Linked DNA regions of Homo sapiens: all the other regions are linked to region 4. A link is a contact called in ENCODE Hi-C data. All regions are on one chromosome and are shown on one strand. The core of a region is the stretch at or near the end of the contact, and the rest is flanking DNA. Distances in the headings are between cores, read along the strand shown.

Region 1 (3,211 bases), core at 472-2,971, 280 kb before region 4:
GCCTAATCCAATCTCACCTGTGTGTTTATAAAAGGAGATTAGAACACAGACACGCCAGGGGGAAGACCATGTAGGGAAACAGGGCAAAGGAACTGCCTGCAAGCAAGAGAGAGGCCACAGAGGGAACCAACTCCGCAGACATTTCGATCTCGGGCTTCCAGCCTCCAGAACTATGAGACAATACATTTCTACTGTTTAGCCACCCAGTCTTCATACTTTGTTACAGGGGCCCTAGCCACCTGTAGACCAGCATAGGGTCAAAAAGCTGTCATGACCAAGTGCCCACACTGGGTCAGCAGTCCCAGAAGCAGTATCAGAATCATCTGTGCAGATAAAACTCTGAAGTCCAAGAAAGAGCCATTGGCACACAAATAAGACCAGAACAAATCAGGGAACCAGGTGATGACCTTTACTGTCAGAGATCCGTGTATACAGTACAGTCAGCTGACAAGAGGGCTCTCAATCGTGGCCACATATTTGAATCACCTGGGGAGCTGTTAAAACCCATGACACTAGGTCACAACCTAGACAAATGAAATCGGAATCCCTGGAGGGTGAGACCCAGGCATCAAGAAGGATTTAAGATCTCTGCAAGATTCAAATAGGCAGCCAAAGTTGAGAACAGCTGGCTTAAAGAGATTACGAGACTTTGTTACAGTATCTCAGCACGGATTACATTTCAATTTAGTTCTTTGCTATTATTCTTATCCTCTGAAATGTTTACACCACACGACGGCCTATCACTGGCTCTGAATTTTATATCATAATCACATAATAGGTTCCTCACTTAAGTTGTAGACATAGGCAAAACTTTTCTTGTTTTTGATGTAAGATAAAGGGAGAGAATGACTGGAGCAAAACAAAAATAAGATAATACAAAATAAGTCATGGGGTGGCATCACATTTTAAGAGTCTTCATTTATGACAAAAGCACAAGCTTATTTGTTGGGGACATAACTTTTGCCATTTTTCCTACCTTGACTGTTTAAGCTCGCAGCAATTTTATAGCTCGCTGTACAGGCTAAGGCTTTTGGTGCCTTTCTTTTTTAAGCTGTGTCAAAATACCTTTAAGGAAAAAAGATGATTTGAAAGGTATAAACCCAACGAAAGTAATAGCACAGTTACAGTTTTTGTGTTTGGGCAGATTTTAAGACATTTCTATGTATTTTTCTGACACAATGGATCCTAAGGACTGCCGTAGACGTAGATTAGTCTGATTTTAGGCCATTGCTTTGCAGCATTATGCAGTTTTTATCTGAAAGACGTTTCAAGAGGGGGAGCTAGTTAGCTAATTAATTAGAGATTGTGACTTAAATTTTTCAGACAAGAGATACTTTCCGAGTTTAAGGAGAACCCGAAGAAAGCTGCGTTTCTGTATCCGTGCCATGGGAAGTCTCCTGTCCTGTTTCCACTCTGCCTTCTCCATAAAGCAGGCTGATTATCAGGGCCCTCACACAAGCCCAGCGTGGTAGCTGATTAAGGCTTGACAAGCAAAAAGCAAACAGGATTTCTAATCATGTGTCTCATAGAAATGGAGCCACAAAAACCCAAAGAATTGCCATTACACCCCAAGTCATGCAATTTAGAGCAACTCAGGAAATAGGTGCACACAAGCAAACCATGTGGTTAAAGCCTTTGGAACTGGTTTGAGCAAAGCTGTAGGTGATTTGACAAAATCATCTGCAAAACCAGATTTCTAACACCTCCCTGCTGTGTATCTCATTTCTGCTGATGTGTGGTGCTTCATAAGATGGGGACGTTAAGCATGCAGCAACTACAGTCATTTGTTCTCAGAGGTGAGTGTTGCAGTTATTTTTATTACTTTTTCTCTTCTTTACTCTATTCCTTGCCTCTCGCCAGACATTCCTTAAACCACCTATCAACTCTCCCCTCACAGTCTTCCTTTTCTGTCTGCATTCTTTTTTTGAACCCAAATCTAACTTAGCTGCTTTTGTGGTTTTTCTATTCACTTTGTCAATTTCTCCCTTGGTTAGAAAATAAATTCCTGTGCACACTCACACCTATGCAAGGGCTGCTCTCAGACATAGCAGGAGGCCAACTTCAGCCTCAGCCTCTTGAGCAAACATTCCCAAGAGGGAAGAGCAACATGGGTGTGTGTGTGTGTGTGTGTGTGTATTGTGTTTATTTGTATGAAATGTCAATAGGGCATACTAATAGCTTGTGAACAAGTATCTATATCAAGATAGACAACCCCAATACATTCGACATGTTGAATATTTAACATGAATCACACATTTCTTGTGAATTGTGAGCAATATAGTTGTACTTATGTGTATAGATATGTGTACATTTATACATGTATATATATAAGGTACTCTCTATAGAGTACCTTATAGCTTACAAAGTGATTTCAAGTACATTTTCTCACTTGACCTAGAAGAGAGAATAAGTAGAATGTGCACATCTTACTCCACAGGGAACCCCTCTTGGAGGCCGGTCTCAGAGCTAAGGTGATAAATGGGGCCAAGAACAGTGGCTGATGCCTGTAATCCCAGCACTTTGGAGGCCGAAGTGGGTGGATCACCCGAGGTCAGGAGTTCGAGACCAGCCTGACCAACATGGTGAAACCCTGTCTCTACTAAAAATATAAAAGTTAGCCAGGCATGGTGGTGGGCACCTGTAATCCCAGCTACTCGGGAGGCTGAGGCAGGAGAATTGCTTGAACCCGGGAGGCAGAGGTTACACTGAGCCAAGATCACACTCCAGCCTGGAGGACAGAGCGAGACTCTGTCTCAGAAAAAAAAAAAAAAAAAAAGATGGTAGATGGAGTGTGACAGTTTGTGTTGGCATTTTGGCTTGGCAGAATTAAAGCCTAAAGTGCAGGGCCAAAAAGAGCCAGATTTGCAGCCTAGCTTCACCACTCCCTAACCATATTGCACTTGGGCATGTTCCTTAATCTCTCTATGTCTCTGAAACAAGAGGAAAAATCTCTTAGAGTTATTTGTGCAGAGTGAGCTACGATGTGTAAAATGATAGCCATTATAGCATGCACGTGAGCATGTACTATTAAACATAAGCAATCATTTGTGAAGCATGTTGAGATGCACATTGTCTAGCACCCCTGAGCCACCTTGGCTGTCCCGTAGCAGTCCCCAAGAGTCCTTTTCTAACATGGTTATGCCAGAATAATTTGGTTAGTTCAGGTGGGGTGAGCACAGTGGGGCAGGAACTGTGTCTAGTGGTTGCTGGG
Region 2 (3,635 bases), core at 781-3,280, 470 kb after region 4:
TGGAGACCCTGACTTCTACTCCTTTATAACTTCCCACAGTACCTGGTCCAAAATGTGCTCAGGCAGGCTATTCATACGTGTTGACAGCTAAGTAACCCCCTTCCCCAGATGGTCCCAAACATCCACAGAGGCCTAAGGCTAAACCACATATTTTTTTCCCTTTTCCCTTCAAGTCACCTTTCAACCCACACCAGGACTCCTTCAGGGAACAGCTGGGGGTCCCTGAGTCTCTTGCTGGAGGGTCTGCACCATCCTCTCCCTGTCCCAAAGTTCTCTGAGTCTCTGGACCTTTCTGTCCCCCTGTCTTCCCCACTTGGACTCTACTTCATCTTAGAGATGCTCCCATCGGGTTTGGGTTGGTGACGGTTATCCTTAGAGGCACAGGTGGGTCCTACCTCCATCCTGGACCAGGGCACCCTTCCTTCACGGTGGCCATCCCCTCATTGCTAGCAAAGCCTCTGTGGCTCCCTGTCCCACTGAAGATTCCCACCCTGCCAGGACTTTGGAGCAGAAGGAAAATTCCATCTGGCCTCACATTTCACAGGTACTTCTTGAGTGCCTGGGATTTAACCTCTCAGCTCCTCAGTTTCTCCATCTGTAAAAGTAAAGGAGGTCAGGTTGGATGATCTCTAAGCTCCCTTCCATCTCTGTTCATTGGTGATTCTCAGTGCATGAACATTTTTAAGGATCACTGGAAGGGAGTATAACATAAATAATCAATTTAGTGAAAACACATACATTCCAATGAAATGCAAATTTCTTTAAGATGACTATAGCAGTAGTGTAAAGTGAGTCTGGGTGATAGCATGGAAGTCATCCCTATACCACCTGCAAAGGGACTGCCCTCAGGGAAAAATAACTGAGTAGTAAAGGAAAAGGAAGTGATGCTATTTTATCATGTCGACTTCCAGGTATATTGTTTTAAGCTATTTGATGTTTTGGCTTTTATGGTAGGAAAAAACATCTACCTGTAGAATGTTCAAATGAGTTGTCCATTTTCACGTGCACATTACAAACCAGAAGAACATTTATCATATAAGGTAATGGAAGCCTGTTTATGTAAGCTTGTTATGTTCAAGGCAACAAATTCAGAGTGTGTAGGCTGTACGTACAATGCAGTTTTTAAATCTGCTTACATTAAAAATTCTTTCTTTTCTGACATCTTCTGGTTCCTTTTTTCCTTATCACAAGGTTTCCTGAGCTGGGCTCCATAGACATTAAGAGACTTCTGGATGCACCTCAGAGGTGCCCTCAGCCCCCTAAAGTTGTGGGGCATATGCACTCTTTCATAGTGGCTTTCATCTGATTTTCAAAGGGACCCTTGCCCCGCAAAGTGGCCTCTGATTATGCTTCTCGTTCATAGGCAGGGGAGAAAAATTTCCCAACAAGACCTGTATATGGATAAGCCACCTAGCAGAAAGAATCTCAATTCTGGATCAGAGAGACCTGGGTTCACGTCAATTTGCCAGCTGAACTCTACTTTTGGACAAGTTAATTAAATACTGTGATTCTGAGCTGCCTCCTTTCTGTAAAATGTGGGTGATAGCATTTGTCTAGTTTACGAGTTACTGTGAGGATGAAATTATTTGCTCTCTGTAAGCCCCAGCACACCATTTGTGCTCAATGGCTGGTAGACCCCTCAACACTAAGGAAAACCAGAGCTGCCTCCCCAGGGTAGCTCCCAGCTCACCAGCACATCCTGCAGAGCTGTAAGACTAAAATGCAAGCACAACTCAGTCAACTAAACCTCACTGAAATCAATGTTTCTTTGCCTTCACAAGTTCGATTTCTCCTCAAGATGGTTTCTATGCAGTCCCCGTGAGAGTTGACTGAGAATCACCATACACCAGATGTCTAATCCCCAGGTTCCAACACCTCCCTCATGCAGCCACTATAAGAGGAAAAATGGCTTCCACACCCACCCAAAATCTTCGCTGCAATGCTGTTTTGTCCTTCCACCTTGGCCAATAAAGCCACTTCCTTGTGCTTGAGGCACCTCAGTATCCCACTTCTACTTCTTTCTTGACTTTCATTTCTTATACCTTGTCTTGAGCCACATCCTCTGTGCTAGAAACAGCTCCCACTTCCTGCTGGCCCAGCACCTCTGAGCACTTCCTCTCCATGGCTATACTCTTTCAGGAGTTTCTACACCCATATCACTGGGGGCTGTTTCTAAACCCTCCTCCGGTTGGGAAAGTGGAAAGTTGGTAAGTTCCCTGTAAAATATGCTGTGTGCTAGAGACCAGGAGGCCTGTCCAGTTCCCTATGTCCAATATGGGACAGCTCAGAACCTCTCATTCCCACCTCTAAGCAAAAGCAAGAGTTTTCATGTGAGTTTCTGAAACTTGGCACTTAATGCTGTTGTTCTCATGGTGTTGAGATAAGGAATACGGGTCAGTGTATGAACTCCAGCTTCCCCACTAACCGGCCTGCGATCTTGAGCCCTTAACCTCTGTGAGCCTCAATCTATTAAGTAGATAAGACGCAGTCTGTATTCAGATGACAATTACAAGGTTGGTATTAGATTCTATGGTCAGGCAAGACAAGGCCTGCAGGAGGGAGGAAAAGGGGGATTCTTCCTGGCTGAGGTAAGGAGGAAGGGAACATCAGAGCTGAGCCCTTCCAATTCCCATAAGCCCTATAAAGTTAGATTTATGTAATAAGTTTATTATAGAAGAATAATAGTAACCATTTATGGAATACCTACTTGGCAACAAGTGCTAAATATGCCTTGTTCCTTACCCTGGCAACATGGACCTTCGTGTTCCCATTTTGCAGATGTGGAGTATGAGGCTGAGAGGTACATGACTTCCCTCCAAAGCCTGGTGGAACCAAGTCTGTCTGGAGGCCCTACCACTGCCACACACCTTCCTGGTGTTATTTGTAGCTCTAGAAGAAGAGAAGGACTCTAAGGTCAAAGGTGTTAGAGGTATTGTAATGAGATGATGAACCAGGAGGCCTCTGGCATTCCCTCTCCCTCTCCTAAGATGGTCCTTCTTTACAGACATGGGCAGAACTAAAGCCTTGGAAAGAGCCTAAGCAGACAAGCAGCCAGGGAAAAGGGCACCCAGGTCCTGGCTGGCACCAGCCTGGCTATGGAGTCCTCCCCACAGGAAAAAGATGCCGATGTCAAGAAACTCAAGCTTAAGTCAGTAACAGCACCCTGATGGCCTTGGTCACTTCCTCAGGGCACCTGGACACACCCCAAGGCCTTACAGAATTTCAAATTTGGTTCAATGGCAGTGTCTGATTTTCTAGACTTACAAATCTGTAGATTATCCAGAAGAGCAACCAAAGTGCAATTATTTTTATGGTGGTCTCTGCTGTAAGACATTTTGCAAATTCAGAGTCCTATGCTTCAGAATGAAAGCTCTTCCCAAACTCCAGGGTCAATGGATTAAAGGAATGGATCTGGCTCTTGGCAGTGCCTGGGATGGCCAACATGCAAGCTCCCTAACCCCTTACCTCCTCCCTAACCCCTCACCTGTGTTACAGGTGAGACAGCCCTGTCGGTTCTCCTAGGGAAGGGGAGATGCATCAAACTGATGACAGCTACAGAGTGCTGAGACACGGAGTGGACATGGACACCAAGATGGCCGTAGGAGCTGCTGATGAAGCAGTGCCCGAAGTGACTG
Region 3 (3,557 bases), core at 864-3,363, 410 kb after region 4:
AGGGGAAAAAAAAAAAAAGATAAAGCTAAAATCCCCAATAAAGGAATCCTTGCTCGAAATTAGAAAATATTTTATTTAAAAATTATGCTTAAAAAAATCCCAATTAAAATGATGCCATTAGCACTGTCCACCCTCAACACACACACAAATTAATTTTAAAAATAAAGCTTATTTCTAAATCCTTACACAAAAGAACTGATTTTAAATGACACGCAGTTGGTAGCAGATCTGAACCACACAGAGCCCCAGCTTGGTGCTCCGTCTCCCCGGCCATGTGAGGACACAGCCCTCTTGAACTTCTAAACTGCCCCTCAGGAAGCAGAGCAGCATGGAAACGGTGTGAAAACCAAGCCAGCCTTTCCATTCACCAGGGGTTTTCATTCCTATTCCATATACTGGACAAAGTCACCCACAGAGCAGCTGAATTACTTCCTGGTCTTTCTTGAAGTATTTCAGTTCTCAGGCAGACCCGGGGCATACAAAGTTGTGTCCAAAATCATCACTCTACCTCCAGGTTTCTCTGTAACCAGCAATTTACTAAAAGTACTTCCTGGGCCTCAAGGTGGGAACTTTATGAGCTTCAGATTCTGTACCTTCCAGTCTAACCAAAGTTATACGTGATCATTAATTTCATGTTTCAACTTGACTGGGCTACAAGATACCCAGATAGTTGGTAAAACAGTATTTCTGGGTTGCCTGGTACAGCGTTTCCAGAAGAGATTAGCATTTGAATCAGTGTACTGAGTAAGGAACACCAATCCTCATCAATGTGAGTGTCATCATCTATCCAATGAATAGAGTAAAAGGTGAAGGAAGGGTGAGTTCACTCCCTCTGCTTGAGCTGGGACATCCTTCTACTCTTGCCTCCTGACATTGAAACTTCTCGTTCTCTGGCCTTCAGACTTGAACTAAATTCCCCACCAGCTTTCATGGTTCCCCAGCTTGCAAAGGGCAGGTCACAGGACGTCTGGACCTCCACAACCCTGGGAGCCATTAACATTGTAAACCTCCCACGTGTCTATCTCTATATGTCCTACAGGTTACGTTTCGCTTAGAGAACCCTGACTAATACTGTATACTTCCCAATGCCTACTTTAATCCTCAAAAGAAAGCTGAATCTGATTCACACAGTTTTATTCAATAAAGATCTCGATGACAATGTCAATTCAGGTGATTGGAACAGTTAAAACTGAGCCAAAATGCTGTGTGACACTAAAAATCCAGAAAAATTTACAGAAAAAAAGTTATTTGTTATTATTTATTTATATTTATTTTATTTTATTTTTGAGATGGAGTATCACTTCCATTGCACAGCTGGAGTGCAGTGGCACAATCTCCGCTCACCGCAACCTCCACCTCCTGGGTTCAAGCGATTCTCCTTCCTCAACCTCCCCAATAGCTGGGATTACAGGCTTGTGCCACCACGCCCAGCTAATTTTTTTGTATTTTTAGTAGAGACAGGGTTTCACCATGTTGGCCAGGCTGGTCTCAAACTCCTGACCTCAGGTGATCCACCCACCTCAGCTTCTCAAAGTGCTAGGATTACAGCTGTGAGCCACTGCGCCCGACCAGCAAAAAGTTATTCTTACTCTGTTTTTCAATGCTACTCTATACCAAGCTGTAATGGGTATACATACATAGATTATAAAGCAATGAGACCCCTTGTTTATGTCCCACAGTGATGCCCAAGTTATCTGCGATATGCTATATTCATTGGTTAATGTGAGTACTTGGGGAGTTTCTAATATAACCTTTAATGTGTGTGAACAAATTGCCAATAAATCCCAGAATAGACTTTAAGAAGTCAGCATGATTTTTCCCTGTTAGATATCATCTTTAAAAAGGGTAGGAGAAAGTTGTCTGGAAAAAAAAAAAAAAAAAAACTTCAGCATGTAAATTAATTTTAAAATGGGCATGGTAGTTTTACATTTTGAAGATAAGAAGATTAACCAGAAGGAACTGAGAGAGAAAATTATCAAACCTGAATGGGGAAAAATGCCTGAAAAAATATAGCTGTGAAGAGAGCTGAGTCATTTGTGATAGAATTTTAAGGCCCTGCAAAAGTCCCGAACATGGTCACAAGTGGTTTACATAAATCCATGTGCCCTCTTCTTCGAGCCAATCAACTGCTCTCCAGCCCTGCGGCGAGTGGCATCGCTAGGATGAGTCAATGACACTGTCACACAGTAGAAAACACAGCCTCCTTCCATCTCCATGATGTGCTTTCTCACAACTTCATTAAACTGAACCAGAAATCACATCAGACAACATGGAAGAGTCATGGGATGACTTTTGACATGAGATTGAGAGACAGGTGGGTGAGACTTCAAGAAAAATGACACAAAGATAAGACAGTTTCAGATTCAAGATGATCTTACACTTCTGAAAACCCAAACATCAACGTCTTAGGGCCAGAAAGTAAAACTTCTAATGAATAGGATGTGAAAGTCGCCAGGCAGACTCCTTGCATTTCACCATGACACTAAATGAAAGCACAGAAAGTCCAGAAGCTAAATGAATGTGTAAGATTTCTCAGACAAGATCTCTGGGGTCGCTCTAATTATAACACCCAAATGTTGTTAGCAACAATAGAAAGAGCAATTTAGATATGTGATTTGGTGATTGTTTAAAATACATTTGGGGCTCTTTTGAGAGTTCTGAAATTTCCATAGCAGCTGCGTACTTCAGACCTGGTGGCATTTGGGGAAACACTTGTCAAATCCATACTTGGAGCCCAGGCTGCCTGGTGAAAACGGATTTTTTTCCCTATTGTTAAGTGAAAATTCCATGAGCAAAATATTCTTACATTGTGCCCAGTAGAAATGTACCTTTCCACTGAAAATATTACCCTAATGAGCTTGCTTGTAATGTTCACACTGGAAATAACAGAAACATGCAGGCCCTCCCTGTCTTTTTCTCTTCTATGACCTTCTCCTCCACTTTACTGACAGAGTATGAGTAAGCTGGCAGAAAATCAACAGGGACAAAGGGAACTACTGGCCTCTTGGTTACAGAGGGCCCTTTCGATACCATCCTACATCTACAATACACCACCAGTTTCCTCCTCCATGATGTGACGTTCTTTAAGGAATAGTTTAGAAGGGCCTGACTTAGAACTATGCCAACAGCTCTTGGCACCACTTATTTGCAGACTCTGGCCCAACTGGCTGAAATCAGTCTTTGCTAATTTATCAGCCAGCACAGGTCTCAGCTGCAGTTTTCAGCTTTGATCAAAGCTGAAGCCCATATCATCGTAACATCATGTGTGAGTCTGGGTCTGGATCAGCAGTGGCTGGGAAGACTAAGGAGAAGCACAGAAGGGACCCAGAGTATGGCTGGGCCACCTGCTCCCCTCATTAGGATGGGATGAAATAGTGCAGCTGATTGGCCCAGGGAGAAGGGGGTGTGGGCTGGAGATGGAACAGAGGAGGGTTAGAGAGGGGCTCCCAGGAGGCTGGAATTCTATCTCACCGGCTGCCATCTATTAACCTTGACTAAAGACCTGGCACTGGCCTTGGCACTTACAGATGGTTAGGAACCCAGCCCTCGAGGACTCA
Region 4 (3,712 bases), core at 390-2,889:
ACAGAGACCAGAGGTCCTTCCTCTCTCTACGTGAGGACACCATGAGAAGGCAGCCATCTGTAAGCCAGGAAGAAGGCCCTCACCAGGAGTCAAATTGGCCTTGAACTTGGACTGTCCAGCCTCCAGAACTGTGAGAAATACACGTTTGCTGCTTAAGCCATCAGGCAGTCTATTGGTGTTCTGTCACAGCAGCCCCCACACACTCATAATACTGTAGTAAAATGAGCATGCAGGATGGATTGTAAACCAGAAAATACCATGGTCACACAGTACCAACAGGTATTCCCAATTTTAAAAGAGAAAACTACACTTTTTATTGTTATTTATTTATACAATTACAAGCATCAACAAACATTTCTGTAAAGAACCAGAGGATACATATTTCAGGCTTGGATGCAGATCCACAGTTTCTGTCTGTGGGCTGCAGGCCGTGGTTTGCCAACCACAGTATAATAAAATAGACTTTCAAAAGAAACTTATAATTTCTCAAACACTTTTGTTTGCTGGGTAGACATCCAAATAATTCTTTTTGCAAGAAATTGATTTAGGTATCATTTTATTGCAGATATAACTGATTAGACACATATGCAAATAACTGTAAACAGTGTGATTTAGCCTCCTTGTGAGGGAAATACACTAAGAACCCATTGCTGTTAACGCATAGACCAATGCATGTGTATTAAGAATCTCTCAAATCTCAAAATTGACGTTTCAGGGGAGCCTCAACTCCCAGGGGGCTCAGCCTCATTCTATAGAAGTCACCAACCCATTATCAAAGCCTCACGCTAGTATCATTTTATAAAAATAGACAAGAGAAAACAAGATCCCACATGGGAAATGCTGCCGCCACAAGAATGTGATCGCCTCTGTCTCTGTTACCTTCTATCTAAAAGCAGATATTGCTGTGGGATCTTTTTCAAAAACTTCTCATTTCACATGAATGTTTCCCCCAAGCGCCCTCTATTTTCAGCAAATCTCAAGGATGTTTTGCTTGCCTTGGGTCAAAGAATCACTCTGACTTGTGTAAATGAAACATTGACCAGGAAAAAGGGAACTGATTTTTATTTGTCGCTTTAAGGCAGACATTGAACTAGACCTTTTGTCTTTATTCAGGTTTGTATCCTGCCCAACAACTTATTGCGGTCATCACTCTTCCCCTGAATTTATAGATAATGAATTTGAGCCTCAAAGACTTTCCAGGCCACACATCTGGTGTAACAGCTGGGTATAAGATTTAAACCCAAATCATATATTCCAAGGTATATATCTGTTTTACCCCATCAGATTTTTTCTTTCTTACGCTTAGTGCTTTTATCAGAGCTCCTCTCCCATCCAAAGCAACCCCTTATCTCTGAAGCAGAATCACTGTCTGCAGGTTTCACATTAACGTGGATTCCTCCTTCCCTTCTTCTCCAGCAAAGCATCCTGAGTAGAGGGGGCTCGCAGAAGGAAGCAGAAGAGGCGCTCCTCTGGTGGCTCTCCAAAGTGCACAGAGCTGGGATATGGCAGGGATGGGGGAGGCTGGGGGACCAGGGGGTCAGGCAGCTGAAACTGATGAGGCAGCCCACCAGCTATGTCAACAGAGCAGGGCGCCGGAGTGTTGGAGCCCTGGGGCTGATGGAGCCCTGGGCTGCGAGCCTGCCCACAGAGCCGCCAAGTCTAGACTCCAGATGTGTGTTCACCGCTACCCAGCCAAGTCAGATCCAGCGGGTAAATATTCCTACCAGATGACAGTGGGCTCAGTTACAGCAGTGATGACAAAAGACAAAAATAGGAACAGAGTGAATACCAGGCACTGCTGCTGCTCCTTGGGGGAGACAAACACACACTCACACACACACGTGCACACACACACTACATACCTCTCCAAGACGCTATTACGGCAGTAAATCGTATATGTTCTTATATTTTCTTGCTAAGTCGAAATAGTTCCAAGATGAATTGAAGGCTATTTAAGTAAATTAAACACTTAAAATGAGCTGAAATTGGGTGCATGAAAAGGACACAAGCAATTTACCTTCTGATTTTTAATCTTTTGAGAGATAGAGAGCTGAGAAAAAGACAGAAAGCAAGTTTTTAAGAAATTGTTTTAGAATACAGAGCAATGAAATGTTCATTTGTTTGGAGAGTTGAGAGTTGCACAATTTTAAAGAGACTCAAGATAAAACTGCATAATAAAAATCTAAAAATAGATCTGTCTTCCAGCTTTCTTCAGGCCAAATGTTTATCACTATCTCCCACACCAGCCCTACCCAGAGAGTCATCAACTGTGTCACCTCGATTACAGCTAGTTCTGATGACGTCATAGGCTGATTTCAAAATGTGGCTTTCAAAATCTGCCTCGAGCAATTGCAGGGAAAGAACATAGGTTTTCAATAATTCCCGAGTTGTAATATCTCTTTGCTTAAAATATACTGACACCTGGTAGGAGGTAAGGTTTCACTTCCTTGTGAAATTACAGCCTTCCATATATCAGAGACAGCAGCTGAAAATGAATGAAATGCTAGAATTTTTTATGAACTCCCTCACTCCATTCACAGTATCCCAGGAGACATTTAGGTAATATTATAGACATCGACACTTTCACTGTTCTCTTACTTTACTTCTTGAGAGGATAGGATTTTATTTGGGGGGAAAATAGACCCAGAACTGGAGTCTAGATCATCCCCTTTAGATTAAAAAAAAGGGTGACCCCTGACAACCAGGGAAGGCAATTACTACTGACCAATTAACCACCACTTTCCAGACACTTCACTTACTTTATCCCCTGTAATTTTCACAAGCAGCCCGAGAAGTTAAGTATATTATAGAATAAACAATTTCCACAGAGTCACAGAGATGGTCCGTACAGAGCTGGGATTTGAACTCATTCTGCCTGAATCCAAATGGAAATCTAACATATGCTGGGGAAAGGATCTGGGTAGAATGACAGGCTCCAGTGATACTGACCACGCCATCTTCTGGATAAAAATGCATTCTTTTCTTTTCTTTCTTTCTTTTTTCTTTTTTTTCTTTTATTTGAGACAGGTTGTTGCTTATTGCTCTGTTTCCCAGGAGTGCAGTGGTACAATCGTAGTTCACTGCAGCCTCCAACTCCTGGGCTCAAACAGTCCTCCCAGCTCAGCCTCCCCAGTAGCTGGGACTGCAAATGTGAGCCACTGTGTCTCTTAAAACTTTATTTATTTATTTATTTATTTATTTTATTTTATTTTTTTTTTTTTGAGACGGAGTCTCGCTCTGTCGCCCAGGCCGGACTGCGGACTGCAGTGGCGCGATCTCGGCTCACTGCAAGCTCCGCCTCCCGGGTTCACGCCATTCTCCTGCCTCAGCCTCCCGAGTAGCTGGGACTACAGGCGCCCGCCACCGCGCCCGGCTAATTTTTTGTATTTTTAGTAGAGACGGGGTTTCACCTTGTTAGCCAGGATGGTCTCGATCTCCTGACCTCATGATCCACCCACCTCGGCCTCCCAAAGTGCTGGGATTACAGGCGTGAGCCACCGCGCCCGGCCTTTATTTTTATCTATTGTGTGTGCGTGTGCGTGTGTGTGGAGACGAGGTCTCGCTATGTTGCCCAGGCTGGTCTTCAACTCCTGGCCTCAAGTGATCCTCCTGTCTCAGCCTCCCAAAACACTGGGATTACAGGTATAAGCCAACACACCCTGTATTTCTAAATGTAAATTTTCTCATATAATTTGATGAGTCCATAAAGTAC

The links. Hi-C counts contacts between places; a loop is a spot of excess contacts on that map. Pooled maps may share reads with other maps.
Region 1: a map of PC-3 shows a loop between it and region 4 (26-fold over the local background). The contact joins the promoter of LINC01871 here to the enhancer-like site in region 4. A Hi-C loop is called at or near these places in 2 of 168 maps with a recorded cell type or tissue (GM12878 and PC-3) and 5 of 50 pooled maps.
Region 2: a map of CD4-positive, alpha-beta memory T cell shows a loop between it and region 4 (2.6-fold over the local background). The contact joins two enhancer-like sites. A Hi-C loop is called at or near these places in 2 of 168 maps with a recorded cell type or tissue (CD4-positive, alpha-beta memory T cell and GM12878) and 4 of 50 pooled maps.
Region 3: a map of GM12878 shows a loop between it and region 4 (11-fold over the local background). The contact joins two enhancer-like sites. A Hi-C loop is called at or near these places in 2 of 168 maps with a recorded cell type or tissue (GM12878 and gastrocnemius medialis), 5 of 37 single-sample maps with no recorded cell type and 6 of 50 pooled maps.

Annotation. Positions count from the first base shown.
Region 1 is chr2:7,724,058-7,727,268 of GRCh38, forward strand. It overlaps LINC01871 (long intergenic non-protein coding RNA 1871), which reads left to right and starts at 1,722. Exons shown (of 2, transcript NR_183384.1): 1 at 1,722-1,796.
Region 2 is chr2:8,470,746-8,474,380 of GRCh38, forward strand. No RefSeq gene overlaps it. Among named protein-coding and RNA genes, the nearest start is that of LINC01814, 110 kb to the right of the region's middle. Within about 2 kb of position 2,031, at least 6 of the 41 ENCODE cell types and tissues checked have a DNase peak (open chromatin) inside an H3K27ac peak, as active enhancers do.
Region 3 is chr2:8,406,803-8,410,359 of GRCh38, forward strand. No RefSeq gene overlaps it. Among named protein-coding and RNA genes, the nearest start is that of LINC00299, 80 kb to the left of the region's middle. Within about 2 kb of position 2,114, at least 6 of the 41 ENCODE cell types and tissues checked have a DNase peak (open chromatin) inside an H3K27ac peak, as active enhancers do.
Region 4 is chr2:8,002,157-8,005,868 of GRCh38, forward strand. No RefSeq gene overlaps it. Among named protein-coding and RNA genes, the nearest start is that of LINC00298, 27 kb to the left of the region's middle. Within about 2 kb of position 1,640, at least 14 of the 41 ENCODE cell types and tissues checked have a DNase peak (open chromatin) inside an H3K27ac peak, as active enhancers do.